Linked DNA regions of Homo sapiens: all the other regions are linked to region 3. Evidence: chromatin contacts called from ENCODE Hi-C or POLR2A ChIA-PET data. All regions are on one chromosome and are shown on one strand. Each heading gives the region's core, a stretch centred on a gene start or an enhancer-like site at or near the end of the contact. The rest is flanking DNA. Distances are from core to core; before and after follow the strand shown.

The links. A loop is a pair of places that touch in the nucleus more often than their neighbours do. ChIA-PET counts read pairs that join two places held with the same protein, here RNA polymerase II (POLR2A). Pooled maps may share reads with other maps.
Region 1: a pooled map shows a loop between it and region 3 (8-fold over the local background). The contact joins two enhancer-like sites. A Hi-C loop is called at or near these places in 1 of 37 single-sample maps with no recorded cell type and 8 of 50 pooled maps. POLR2A ChIA-PET finds 5 or more read pairs at or near these places in 3 of 52 experiments (IMR-90, activated B cell and activated CD4-positive, alpha-beta memory T cell).
Region 2: a pooled map shows a loop between it and region 3 (6-fold over the local background). The contact joins two enhancer-like sites. A Hi-C loop is called at or near these places in 8 of 50 pooled maps. POLR2A ChIA-PET finds 5 or more read pairs at or near these places in 2 of 52 experiments (B cell and GM12878).
Region 4: POLR2A ChIA-PET joins it to region 3 with 10 read pairs in CD4-positive, alpha-beta memory T cell. The contact joins two enhancer-like sites. A Hi-C loop is called at or near these places in 10 of 168 maps with a recorded cell type or tissue (CD4-positive, alpha-beta T cell, CD4-positive, alpha-beta memory T cell, CD8-positive, alpha-beta T cell and 5 more), 1 of 37 single-sample maps with no recorded cell type and 14 of 50 pooled maps. POLR2A ChIA-PET finds 5 or more read pairs at or near these places in 16 of 52 experiments (B cell, CD4-positive, alpha-beta T cell, CD4-positive, alpha-beta memory T cell and 12 more).

The regions. Positions count from the first base shown.
Region 1 is chr14:68,661,951-68,665,140 of GRCh38, reverse strand. All of the region lies in intron 2 of RAD51B-AS1 (RAD51B antisense RNA 1), which reads left to right. It also overlaps a transcript of RAD51B not described here. Among named protein-coding and RNA genes, the nearest start is that of RAD51B-AS1, 22 kb to the left of the region's middle. RefSeq lists an enhancer at 1,570-1,759. Within about 2 kb of position 1,683, at least 7 of the 41 ENCODE cell types and tissues checked have a DNase peak (open chromatin) inside an H3K27ac peak, as active enhancers do.
Region 2 is chr14:68,733,121-68,736,250 of GRCh38, reverse strand. LOC105370547 (a long non-coding RNA gene) reads right to left here. Exons shown (of 4, transcript XR_007064227.1): 3 at 2,112-2,305. It also overlaps the pseudogene RNU6-921P. Among named protein-coding and RNA genes, the nearest start is that of RAD51B-AS1, 49 kb to the right of the region's middle. Within about 2 kb of position 1,875, at least 11 of the 41 ENCODE cell types and tissues checked have a DNase peak (open chromatin) inside an H3K27ac peak, as active enhancers do; they include B cell, where a contact is called at or near this core.
Region 3 is chr14:68,282,127-68,285,181 of GRCh38, reverse strand. All of the region lies in intron 7 of RAD51B (RAD51 paralog B), which reads right to left. Among named protein-coding and RNA genes, the nearest start is that of RAD51B-AS1, 400 kb to the left of the region's middle. RefSeq lists enhancers at 1-11, 1,748-1,817. Within about 2 kb of position 1,266, at least 18 of the 41 ENCODE cell types and tissues checked have a DNase peak (open chromatin) inside an H3K27ac peak, as active enhancers do; they include B cell, CD4-positive, alpha-beta T cell and CD8-positive, alpha-beta T cell, where a contact is called at or near this core.
Region 4 is chr14:68,769,773-68,773,132 of GRCh38, reverse strand. No RefSeq gene overlaps it. Among named protein-coding and RNA genes, the nearest start is that of ZFP36L1, 22 kb to the left of the region's middle. Within about 2 kb of position 1,257, at least 13 of the 41 ENCODE cell types and tissues checked have a DNase peak (open chromatin) inside an H3K27ac peak, as active enhancers do; they include CD4-positive, alpha-beta T cell and CD8-positive, alpha-beta T cell, where a contact is called at or near this core.

The sequences.
Region 1 (3,190 bases), core at 434-2,933, 380 kb before region 3:
CATGGAAACATCTCTGGTTTTCTAAGTCAAGAGATTCCAACAACAGAGGTCAAAGAGTCACATGGGAGTATGTGAAAGGGCAGATATATCTGGGCAGGAAGATGCTTACCCTTGGTGCATTATGTGAGTAGGGGAAGAAAGGGGCTGAAAGGACAGAAGGAACATGGCAGGGCTTAGGGCTCTCAGGAGAGAGAAATAGGAGTGGGGCACATTGGCAGAAGAGGCTGAGAAGAGGAGTTTCTCTCCCTGGTTGAGAATCCAGGGCATTTTTGTCATGGATTTCCATTAGGAGTCACATCCAGAAAACTGCCAAGCTTCTGACCCAGGAGATAGAGGATAAGAGGGCACAAGATGGCCCAGAGGATGAGTGGACACATTGATAGTTGAGTGGTAAAGGCTCAGGAGTAAGGATTGGGGTTGGAGCAGCAAATAAGCACATATGAACCCAATGTGATCAAATGCTAGCATGACAGAGTAGGTGGGAGATTCACTGGCAGCAAATAGGTATCCCGGGGTGAGGAAAGAGGGAATTGTGCTCTCTTTTCCAGCAGGGAGAGCTGTATTCCTCCATCTTGGCAGAAATTCCAGCTTTCACAGGGCCCAGATCTTTGGGGAAACTTGTTTTGCCCTATATCAGCTAAAAATAGTCGGGTGAAATGCGACTGACCAGAGAACCTTTAACCTCTTTCAGATTTAGCTTTTGGACAAAGTTAAGAGACTCTCTTCTGAGCTTATTTTGGTAAGAATATCATTGTGGGCGGGGGTGGATGTGGTGGGGAGAAGCTCTGTAAGGGCAGAGGTTAAAAGGTGCCACATTTTCTTAGTTTGAATCAGTAGGAATCATCCTTGGTGGTTGGGGGACTCTAAGATTATGTAGAAAAGAGATAGGGGAAAGGTGTCAGAAAGAATGTAACTACAGCCTCCTAGAGTAGTCTTTGCTAAAAAATTATGTTGACAATAAGTGATAGAATTGACTGCCTCTCTAGCTAATAAAATAACAGCAACAACAATGCTTATTTTTTCTTACTCCTGTTTGGGCAGGATTTGGGCAGATTACCTGAGGTCCAAATTCCCTGGTGGACATAAACAGGAAAACCTTGAAGCTTATTGCTAGCGTATTCTAGCACCAAAGCAATACCCTCAATGGTTAGAGTCTGTCTTAATAATAATCAGAATAACACATTTATCAAGTGCTTATAATGCACCTGATGCTAAATTTAATGTTTCACAAATATAATCACATAAAATCCTGACAAAGAATTTGTGAGAGGGGACTACTGCTCCCATTTTACAGAAGAGAAAGCAGAGGCTCAGAGAAGTTCAGTAACTATAGCTGGAAAGCGGTGGAAATCAAGTTCAATCCTGGTTAGTTAGACCACAAATTCCGTGCCTTTAACTCTTATGCTATTCTCACCAACACCTACACTCCCTCCCACGTCTAGCACTGTTAGGCCTAAGTCTTTAGGCAATGACTCAAAATATGAGTGTATTGGTCAGCGTTCTGGCAGGAGACAGACGGCACACTCAAATGGGGTAATTGAGCAGAATTTAGAAATGTCACTACTTACAAGTTATGCGTAAAGCTAAAGGAAGCTAACAAGGAAAGATGAAGCCCTCCAGGGCTAGCAGCGGGGGGAGCCTGAAGGGTAAAGGGGGCGAAGTGAAAGAGAAAGTATCTGGAGGAGAGAGCCATTCATCAGGGGCTATGGCCTTAGATACAGGGGCAGTGGAGAGACACAGCCAAGCAAGGGCCCATTACAGTAGAACCAGGAGGATAAATAAATATCTTGACCTTGTCCCACCCATCTCTCTCTCTCTCTCTCTCTCTCTTTGTTTTTGAGATGGAGTCTCACTCTGTCACCCAGGCTGGAGCACAGTGGCTAGATCTCAACTCACTGCAACCTCAACCCTGCTGGTTTCAAGCAACTCTCCTGCCTCAGCCTCCTGAGTAGCTGGGATTATAGGTGCGCACCACCACGCCTAGCTAATTTTTTGTATTTTTAGTAGAGATAGAATTTCACCATGTTGGCCAGGCTGGTCTCAAACTCCGGACCTCAGGTGATCCACCCACCTTGGCTTCCCACAGTGCTGGGATTACAGGGGTGACCCACCACGCCTGGCCCCACCCTCCTGTCTCTTGCTGGTGCCTCCCACTGGCAGAACCCAACTGAAGCCAGAGGGCAAGGGTGCCCAGTAATGCGGTCCACAAGGTCAGCTTCCTGGGGTACAGAGCAGTGGGGAGGAGGATGGGGTGGCTGTGGAGGGGCAAATGGAGATGCCCAGCATAATGAATTAACACGTACAGCTGTCTGAAGGCTTCTGCTTTGAACTCAGGGTTAATTTCTCTCATCTACAAGGAAAGGGATGGCTTATGAAGGCTTAGGAAAGAAAGTGATGATCGTTAGGAATCAGCATGGATTTACCAAGAAAAAAGATGACTACTCACTGTACTTTTTTGGAGGGAGGAGACAGGATTCCTAAGTTGGTAGCACATGGCATTGTGGTAGGCAGCAGAGCAGACAGCTCATGGCTCTCTTGAGAACAAGGAGGGCTGGAGACAGTGTCACTGGGACAGCTGGGGATGTGCTGAGTGGCCCTAAAGCTGCTAACAAACAGATGGATGTCAGCCTGCTGGGTGGTTCCATCCGTGTCCCAGAATCTCCCATGACCGTTCTGTTTCAACAGTTCTATTAGAGACTAGGAAGAACTTTCAGAGGCAGCTGACATCTTGGATAACAGAATTAGAATCTCCTAAGATCCCAAAACAGTTTGGATTCATGGTGGCTGAATGTAACAAGATGAAATATAATAGGATTAATGTACATCTGGAACCTTGGGGCTAAACAAATGGAATTTTATACATGCCCGGGATGGGGCAGGTGTGAAAGACTCAGGGGTGTGTGTTGACTGTAAAGTCGACGTGAATCAACCTGAACAGTTACCAAGAAAATTGGTGTCATCTTAGGTGACATTAACTGAAGAAGAGTGTTGAAGATGAGGGAGGTATTTCTCCTGCTGGCCTCTTTACTGGTCTGTCCCACTTGGAATGCCACTGCACTGCTTTTAAAGGAGAAGCAAAATGCAATGGATCGCATTTGCTGACAGCCATGGGGATGGGGGAGGGGACTGAGAGTGTGTCACACGAGAATGTGTGAAGGAAAAGCAGAAGAGATAAATAAGAGAGCTGGCA
Region 2 (3,130 bases), core at 626-3,125, 450 kb before region 3:
GTCTCTCTCTCTGTCTCTGTCTCCCTCTCTCTCTCTCTGTCTGTCTCTCTGTCTCTCTCTGTTGGGGTGGGAGAGATCTCTAGCTCTTAGGATCATTGCCTGTCATGGCCTAACCCTATTCCCCACTCTATTTTTGTTAACATAATTACCGTTTCCTTTGTATGATTTTTTTTTTAACTTCAGCCCAATTCCAGGCCTCCTTGTTTAAAACAAAACAAAACAGTGCTCGCTTTGGCAGTGCATGTACTAAAATTGGAACAGTACAGAGAAGATTAGCATGGCCCCTGAGCAAGGATGACACGCAAATTTGTGAAGCATTCCATATTTTTTAAAATGAAAAAGTAATAAAACAAAACAAAACAAAGCTTTCAAAACTTAACATTTCTGTGGCGTCTTCCCTGAGTTAATGTAAACAGCCATGGCGATGGGTGCTGCCTGATGGTGAAGCTCCCCTGGACTTGGGTGGCCTTAGCAACCGTTCTGCAGGTATCTCTGGGACATTCTTTTTTTTTTCTTTTTTTTTTTGAGTTGGAGTCTCGCTCAGTTGCCCAGGATGGAGTGCAGTGGTGTGATCTCAGCTCACTGGAACCTCTGCCTCCCGGGTTCAAGTGATTCTCCTGCTTCAGCCTCCAGAGTAGCTAGGACTACAGGCATGCGCCACCATACCCAGCTAGTTTTTGTATTTTTAGTAGAGACAGGATTTCACCATGTTGGCCAGGCTGATCTCGAACTCCTGACCTCAAGTGATCTGCCTGCCTTGGCCTCCCAAAGTGCTGGGATTACAGGCGTGAGCCACCATACCTGGCCATCTCTGGGACATCCTTGAGCATCCCATATCTGTCTGCTGTTGTTTGGGCCTGTCATTCTGTGCTCAGTAGATATGGCAATGTGTCATCCAATAATTGATTCCTTACCAACTTTTTGGTTTTTTTCTGAGATGGACTTTTGCTCCGTCACCCAGACTGGAGTGCAGTGGTGTGATCACAGCACATTGCAGCCTCAACCTCCCAGGCTCAAGCGGTCCTCCTGTCTTAGCCACCCTAGTAGCTGGGACTAGAAACACACACTACCAAATCTGAGGACAAAAAAAATATTTTTGTAAATGCGGGGTGTCACTGTGTTGCCCAGGCTAGCCTTGAACAACTGGGCTCAAGCAGTCCTCTCGTCTCAGGCTCCTGAGGTGTTGGGATTATAGGCATGAGCCACCGAGCCCGGCCCCTTACCAACTTTAAGTTCTTCAGTTATCTCTTGGTCTTTTCCTCTGCAGATAAGTAATCTTAATTCCCATAATTAATTTTATAACCCAATCAACACAACTTCTTTTGAAATCACTGCATCCATCTCTCCTAATTTTTTAGAGTCTCCATTTTATAATGAGTGGCTAAGCCCTGAGTACCTAGAGACTGATGAAAAGATTGCATGGTTTATCTCTGCCTCTCTGCTTAGATTCCTGTTTAATAATCATTAAATCTCTCACGTGTCACTTCTATTTACAGTATACGGAGCACCACCATGTCTCTTATCTCAGGCCATCAGCCCTTCTTAGTGATCTTATTATTTCCACTGATTCAGGTTAAGCTTGGCCTACTGTGGGCTTTATTTAGATCATCTTTATTATACCTGTGGGTAGATTTTGCAAGCAGGCCCTAGCACAGGTTCACTTGTGGGTTTCCTTTTAAAAGGTCAGTGTGAAACAGGAAATGTGACTAAGAAAATCTTCTTCCTCCATGAAGCCTCACTTCATTAACTGGAAGAAAAGCTCCTATCCTGTCTCCCCCCAAACTTGCTCATGGCCCAGACACATTTCAAAACAGCACATATTTCCCAAAACACTGACACGTGCATTCTAAGGCTCGTGTGTGCGGTGAGTGGTTCTTTGTCAAGTTCGTTCTGTGAAGGGGCCCTGTCGTCACACCGATCACTGTTCTTCAGATATCTGAGGATGTGCAGGGGCCTGAGGGACCTGGAAACCTGGTGGCTGAGCAATGAGGAGAGTGGAACCCATGGTTGGAACAGTTGGCCATCCTCATGCGGATAGGGGCAGAGCCAGAATGGGAATCAAGGTCTCCTGACTCCCCGGCCACATTAACCCAAGTAAACCCCATGTCTACCTCCTTAGCTTCCGGAGTCCCCTGCATCTTCCTCCTTGTGGGACACAAGCCAGGTACAGTTGCAGGGTGGACATGTGGTTTCCAAACAGGATGCTGGGCAAATTAATCTGGGATTCCTGATTGGGGTTCTTTAGGAGGCAGTAGTGGCTACCCTTTAGATCATCTGGTTTGTGACCTTGTTTCAGTTTTCTCATCTATAAAATAGAAAAATAATAGTACTTATGATGAGGTAAAAATAAATGAATACACATAAAACACTTAGAACAGTCTTGCTGTGTGATCACTCCATAGCATTAGTGATTATTATTCTGGTGGGTTGGTTAGCTTTCCTCCATTCTATTCAGTTCAATGGGGGTTTGGCATCAACCACAGGCTTTGCCGGGGCTGTGAAAATGGCCACATTGAGGCTCCACCTTAACCCTGGCCAGCCTCCCAACAGCCAGCCATTTGTCTTAAGAAGAGCTGAAAGAAATAATCTAATGGCGCAATGCAAAGTCAACACTGATGGGGCTGAGGGGTGTCTTTTCGGACAAGACGTGCAGTGGGGAGCCCACCTGTGAGTTGGCCTGTTTCACGGCTGCGTGCGGTGCCCACTCCTCACAGACTCTGAGTGAGTGGCAAGGTGGGCCCGGAGTCAATTCTGGCTTGGCAATGGATACTGTTACTGAGGGCATGGGTTGAGGCACAGGAGCTTGGGGCTCCAGATGCTTGGAGTAAATGTGAAAAGGGAGTGTGGGATGATGTGAGTGGGAGCTGTGGATGGGTTCAAGCGTGCTGAGTCCTGGCTTGACTCACCCTTCCAGCTTCTGCTGTAACTGTCAGTGCCTTTGTCTGCATGCTGGGAAATCCCTGAGTGCTGGGTTAAACCCCAACCCTAAAAGGCACGTAGACACTTCTCCTGAGCTTTGAGTTGCTTCATTCTGCCCAGCAGCTTCCTGAAAATGTAGTCTTGCCACACCAGAGGAAGGATAGACCCATAGCTGTGGGGGACCCTGTGTCAGCAGGATTTACTACCGGGT
Region 3 (3,055 bases), core at 17-2,516:
AGAAATTGTTCAGGTCCATTGAGTCCTTTCATCACTAAGGTTTGAGAGAAAGGCCTGGAGTGGTTTTCCCCATGCTGTCCTCCTGCTCCCCAACCATGACGGTGTCTGCCCCAACCTGTCTGCTGTGGTAGGAGCTGGAGGTGAGAAGGAGACAAGAGGAAGAAAGAGAATAAGGAAAGCAATGAGGGCAAGAGGCAGAAGGAAGAGAGTGAGAACAGGGTAGGTCCAGAAAGGCCACGCTCCCAGACGCATGCCTCTCCCCATCCCAAACCCTTCCTGTCCACATCCAGCTTTGTATAGAGATACCCAATATTTGTTACGGAGTTTGAGCGTCACAAAAACAAATGTGGTTTTAGTATTTGCTGGCTTAGTTTTGCCATGCTCTGGAAAATCAAAAATCATTCCACGATTAAAAAAAAAAAACACAAAAATAAACTTTTATCTTAGCTTCAGCTCAGAAAATATCAACTGTCAGTTCTAGAATAAAAGCTGATAAGGTTTCAATATTCCAGCCTGCCATTTCCATCTTGAAGGACTGCACAACAATTGTTTTCTGGGAAATTCTGAAAGGCTGTGGGGAATTTTTCTTGTGAAATATTTGTGGAGAAGAGGCCAAACTTCAATTTGGCTTGAAGAAAACATGGGTGTGGGAGTCAGGCAGACTTTTATTTCTGGCACTGTCACTAACCTGCTGTGCAATTCTGGGAAATTCTCCTAACCTCTCTGTACCTAAAAGTGTTGAGTCCACAAAAGATATGCAGAGAATGAATGTATAACAACTGTTAATGTAGCAGTCTGCTTAGAATAAATGTTTCATATATTTCACCCACATTAGGATGAGTGCTGTACTCAAAATTCCACCTTTGCATTGCTTATCTTCAACCTTAAGAAATCCATCCTACACAGAACCAATGGCAGTGGCCAAGGAAAAGGGGATGAAGGAGCAACTTGAAATAATTTGTGTTTATGGTGAGAATGCTTCCAATCTTAATAAGTTCATACCTCTTATTATCAGCCCTGAGGAAAACTGTCTTCTGTAGATTTCACTGTGAAATCCACAGGCAAAGCTAGAGAAACACTCTGCCTAGTAGGGGAGCCCCTAAAGAAGAGAGTGGCTCAGTCTGAGGGAATGCAGAAGGAGGAGGTGAAAAAAAATCTCCTCAGCTTTGCACAAGCACACACTCGCTCAATCACAGAGGGGGCTGACGCAAGTAGTGCTTCCGTGCTACTTTTGACCACTGAGTTCAGAAAAATGCATTGAAGTAGAATTGTGTCTGCCATTTGGCAAAAGTAAACACACAAGATAACCATGTGGCTCCCTAAGGCAGCTTTCTCTTTGGCCTACTTCTCTTGGGGTGCACATGCAAGGGGATGCAGTGGAAACTGTGGGCCGGCAGCTACCGTGCCATAGACATAGGTGTGGAGAGCTATGGTTCCACTGCTGGCTGCCCCACTGGCCCCAATGGGCTGAGGTTAGCACGTGTTGGTTCCGGATCTCAGATGGGGCCGGCAGTTGTAAAGAGGCCACAAACAGCAAGCTAGTGTGCTGTTTCCACCTTCAGCCCAACCCCGACGGCATCCTGTCAGTGATCTTGGGCCCACTGCAGGAAATAACATGCACAATTGGTGAACTGTGACAATGCAGCCACAGTGGCTTCCAGTGGTGTATTCGCCAACTGTGTGCAATTTTGCAGTTAGTATGAGGCCAAAAAAGTCTCTGGCCAGCTAGAACCTGGAAGAGAACAAGGCCAATGGTCAGATGACTCTGAGGTTCACATGGATGTGGAAGAAACTATCCTACCAGCCTTCTGCTGCACTGTACGTGTCCTGTGGCCAAGTTGCTTTGGTGTGTAGTTGGGTATCCTTGCCTGCTACCTGATCACTGCCCACTGAGTCCCATAGAAAGGCAGAGGAGGTGAATTTCCAGCAGCTCCCCGAGTTTCTGCTGACCTTTTTAGGTGTTTTTATTACCTGTGGTGCTTTCTATTCATGTGTACTCCTGGGCTCTGGGGATTCCCCTCCCTTTGATTTACAAGGAGGATTAGAAAGACACAGCTTTGTGATCGGTCCCTCACAGACGGCTGGTATTAAGTGATTTCCCCTTCTTAGACTCATTTGAGGCCAAGAAAACAGTTCTGTTGAATCACTTGCTCCTTGGAGGTATGAAAATAGGGCACTTGGGGGAGTCCAACCTGATAAATACCAACATTGATACCCTTCAGCCTCAGCTACACTTCCAGTGGCATATAGTAGAGCGGAGTTGAAGCAGAGGAGTCTCGGGTCCCCCCCAGCCTCTGAGAAACCTCCAGTGGAGAGTAAGCAACTCTGGGCTTACTGCTTGTATTTCTGTGCCACCAGCACAAATGGCATCCTAACCACCAAGGGCTCTCCAAACTCACTGCCTGGAGAGGTGCAACCAATTCTATCTCCAGAGTGAATCTGTAGCATAAAATGGGAGCAAAGGCCACTCACTATGTATTGAAACAGAGGTCACAAGGTCTGCCTAGGAACAAATTTCCAAGTTAGCCACCTCATCAGATATGCTCTTGAACAAAAGTTATTTATTTGATGTCCTCAAGGAAGGGATATTGTGTAAGGTGTTATTTTTAAAAGGAGGGGTGGGGGCAGCTGAAGCAATGCTGTCTGTGTCTGTACTTAAAGAAATGACATCAATATAGACACACAATAATAACCTACAATTAAACAGACTCAACACAGGAGACACACATAAGAAGAACAAGTCCAGAACAAATATATTGAAATGGCTAAATATTTACATGGTAAGTAGGGGCAGGCTTCCTCCCACGGTGATGCCCTTGGAGTGGAGATCTTCTATCATGGTTACTAACATTCAAACTCCCAATCATGTGGTACAAGCCCGTTAAAAAGGATGTCCTGAGGCTGGGCATGGTGGCTCATGCCTGTAATCCCAGCATTTTGGGAGGCCGAGGCAGGTGGACCACCTGAGATCAGGAGTTCAAGACCAGCCTGGCCAACATGGTGAAACCCTGTCTCTACTAAAACTACAAAAAATTAGTCAGGCGTTGTGGTGCGT
Region 4 (3,360 bases), core at 8-2,507, 490 kb before region 3:
GACTCTGGGTGGTGGGTGCCCAGTGTTGAGTCAGGGAACTTGGGAAGCTGCAGGGTTAACAGGCCCATCATCCCCTGCTGTTAATTTCACTAGAAGCACTGTTAGGGGAGAGCAATCTTACGGTGCCTATCTACCTACTATGCAGCAGGAAGTACATTTTGAAGATTAGTATTTTTTATCTTTCAAAACAACGCAAAGAAATTTTTGCTTGTCGCAGGTGTTTTCAGAGACAGCCCTGAATCTTCTAGAGATGTCTCCTCAGCAGGCTGTGGGTTTCATTGCTGAAATACAACCCTCATTATCTGAAAAGCTCATTGGGTATCTACCATATGTCCCAGGACAATGTGCCACGCTGGTGTTTTTCTCATGTATTATTAGATAACTTTCCTCATCTTTACATTGCTGTTAGGTTACACCCTCCTTGAAGCTCTTGTAGTAAATAATAGCACGTACCTACTATGTGCCAAGAGTGGGGCTCAGACAAGTGTCAGGCAAGCGAGGGGCCTAGTGTACAAAATTTAAGGAGGCATTCAGCTGCTGACCCTGAGACTGAGTGCCTGGTCCTTTGTGAGTGCCGCTGTCACCCTGGTCCCACCCTGGCCAGGTTCTTTTTTATTATTTTATTTTATTATTTCTTTTTTAGAGACAGGGTATCCCTATGTTGCCAGGGCTGGTTTCAAACTCTGGGTTCAAGCGATCCACCCACCTTGGCCTCCCAAAGTGCTGGGATTACAGGTGTGAGCCACCTCACCCAGTCTACCCTGGCTAGGTTCTTTACATATATATATATATCCTATTATCTTCACAATGGTCTCATTTTACAGATGGGCAAGACCTGAAGCATATGCTGGTTAAGAAGCTTGCCCAAGGTCACACAGCTGGTTCCAGCAACCTGCTGGTGAACACTGACATTATGGTATTTGGATTTACAACAGCCCTGAGAAGTAATTGGTCCTATATAATATTGGTTCATGAGCACTGATTGCTCGATTTTCAGGCATTTTGGAAATCAGCGGTTAAACACAGCCATTATTAAAGATGAAATTATATAAGCTTAATCAATTGTATTAAAAACAAATGTAATAACTACCCCAAACTCATCATTTCCTAGTTCTCCTGTGTTCCCTGTCCAAGGGCAAGGCAGAGTGGCTGCTGCTTTGGAGCAAAAAAAAAATCCCTTCTCTGTAGGGCAGGCAGAGGCAGGCTCCTCCCTGCACCAGCCGGAAGCCACTTCTTCCTGTCATTCTCCAGTGCGGATACACTGTAGGAAATGGCCACCAAGGCCGCAAGCAAGAAAAACACCCGCTTCCCATGCTCCCAACATGGGCGGTAGAAAGCGGTAGAAAGCTCCAGGCTGCAGCTCCCCGAGACCTCTCCCTGGGTTCGAGGAGAAACAGACTTTCCACTGAAGTGACACGCTGTAACCCACAGTTTGAATGTTTGGATGGGAGGAGCTTTCACCCTGAGGCTGGAGAAGCAGCCGGTCTACAAGAGAGAACTAGGCTTTGGGTACCTGAGAGGCCTGGGTTTGAATCTTGCCTCTGCCTGGGTGGCCTCGGTCAAGGCATTGAACTTCTCCTTGCCACGCTGGGTGGCCTCGGTCAAGACATTTTGCCACACTGGTTGGCCTTGGTCAAGGCATTTAACTTCTGCTTGCCTTAGTTTTTCCAGCTGTAAAACGGGAGAATACCCACCTTATGGACTCTTATGGAGTTGTTGTTGAAAAATCAAAGACATTGTGTAGAAAGCATTCTAAGACATACATGATGGAAGGCGTGGAATAAATGTGAAATGAGTGAATACCAATAACAGTTATGTGCCAGCCACCATGCTAGGCAAGGAGGATTCCAATGTGAGTGGACAGGAGTGCTGACTCCAGGACTCTCAGTGCAGAGAGGCAGGGAAACAGAGAAGGTGATGGTGGGAGGGCTGGTGCTTTGGTAGCAGCGTGGGGAAAGAGCAGGGAGCACCGGGGTGGGTTCTAACTTACCCTGCCCAGCCACTCTCAGAACAAGCATTTCCTGAGATCTACTATGTGTCTGTGGATATTACCCGGGGTGCAGCTATGACTATGACACAGTCCCTTTTCTTTCAGAAACAGCACTAACAGGCATGAAAGGTGAAATGATTACACAGGCAAGAAAACGCTTAAAGATCAAGGTAGAAGAAATTATAGAGCGAGGAATGTAGTGCCGGACCACTGGAGAGGGCTAAGTAGACAGGGAGGGGCCTCCATTCAGACTTGCTAGAGAGGCTGGCAGGTGAGGGTCCTCTGGGAAGGCCTGCAGTTCTTCTCTGGCTTGTTTTAGCAAAGTGGAGGAGAGGGGAGCGGCAGGGCTGGAGTTTGCCTTCTGCTGTGGTGACGATGCTCTGAGTGTCCAGCTGCTCTTCCCATCCTTGCTGCCGCTGGACTGCCTCTCTCCCTGCCACAGCTTGAGCCCAGGGCTGAAGCACCGCTGGACCTGTCTCCACGGGACCCTGAGGCCAAGCCAGAACACTAACTTGCCACAGTGTCCCTAATCACACTGATTTGGTGTGCTGCAGACATGCAGAGAGAGGGAGTATAGATGCTCAATTAAATCCTTTTCAGGAGAGAGGACAGGGTGGGAGAGGAACTGGCCTTTAGTCACAAGTCCATCTCATCCTTCTGGAGGCTCCTCTCAGTTGAGTCAGGGTGATCTTCCTGGTTTGAAGAAACAGTTTCAGGACAGTTTGGAGGTTGTGTGAGGCTGGCAGGTGAGAAAATGAGGCCCTCCCCATATTCCCCAGCCCTAGGCCTTGCATTCTCCGAGATGCAGGCATGTTCTGGATCTCCCGAGCCTTCTCTTGGTGAAGGGAGTTTCTCCTACAGCACAAGGCCTGCTGTCGGGGCTGAGGTCAGCCACGGCCCCGAGGCTGGGTGGGGGGACAGTAAGCTGGTGTTTAGGGGACATGGCCTCTTGGCAGTTGTGCCATTGTGCCTTAGTAGGAGGCACCTTTTCTCCCCACCATCAACCCGTGATAAGCAATAAAAAAGACATCGACGTGATGATGTCTCATTCAACGATATTCCATGCTCACATGATATTACTAAGGGAACTGTTTTTCAAATTAAGGGCACAGGCCGGCACGGTGGCTCACACTTGTAATGTAATCCCAGCACTTTGGGAAACTGAGGCAGGGGGAATCACTTGAATCCAGGAGTTCGAGATCAGCCTGGGCAACATGGAGAAACCCCGTTCCTACAAAAAAATACAAAGAATTAGCTGGGGATGGTGGCACACGTCTGTAGTCCCAGCTACTCAAGAAGCTGAGGTGGGAGGATGGTCTGAGCCTGGGAGGTCAAGGCTGCCATAAGCCGTGATGGTGCCACTGCACTCC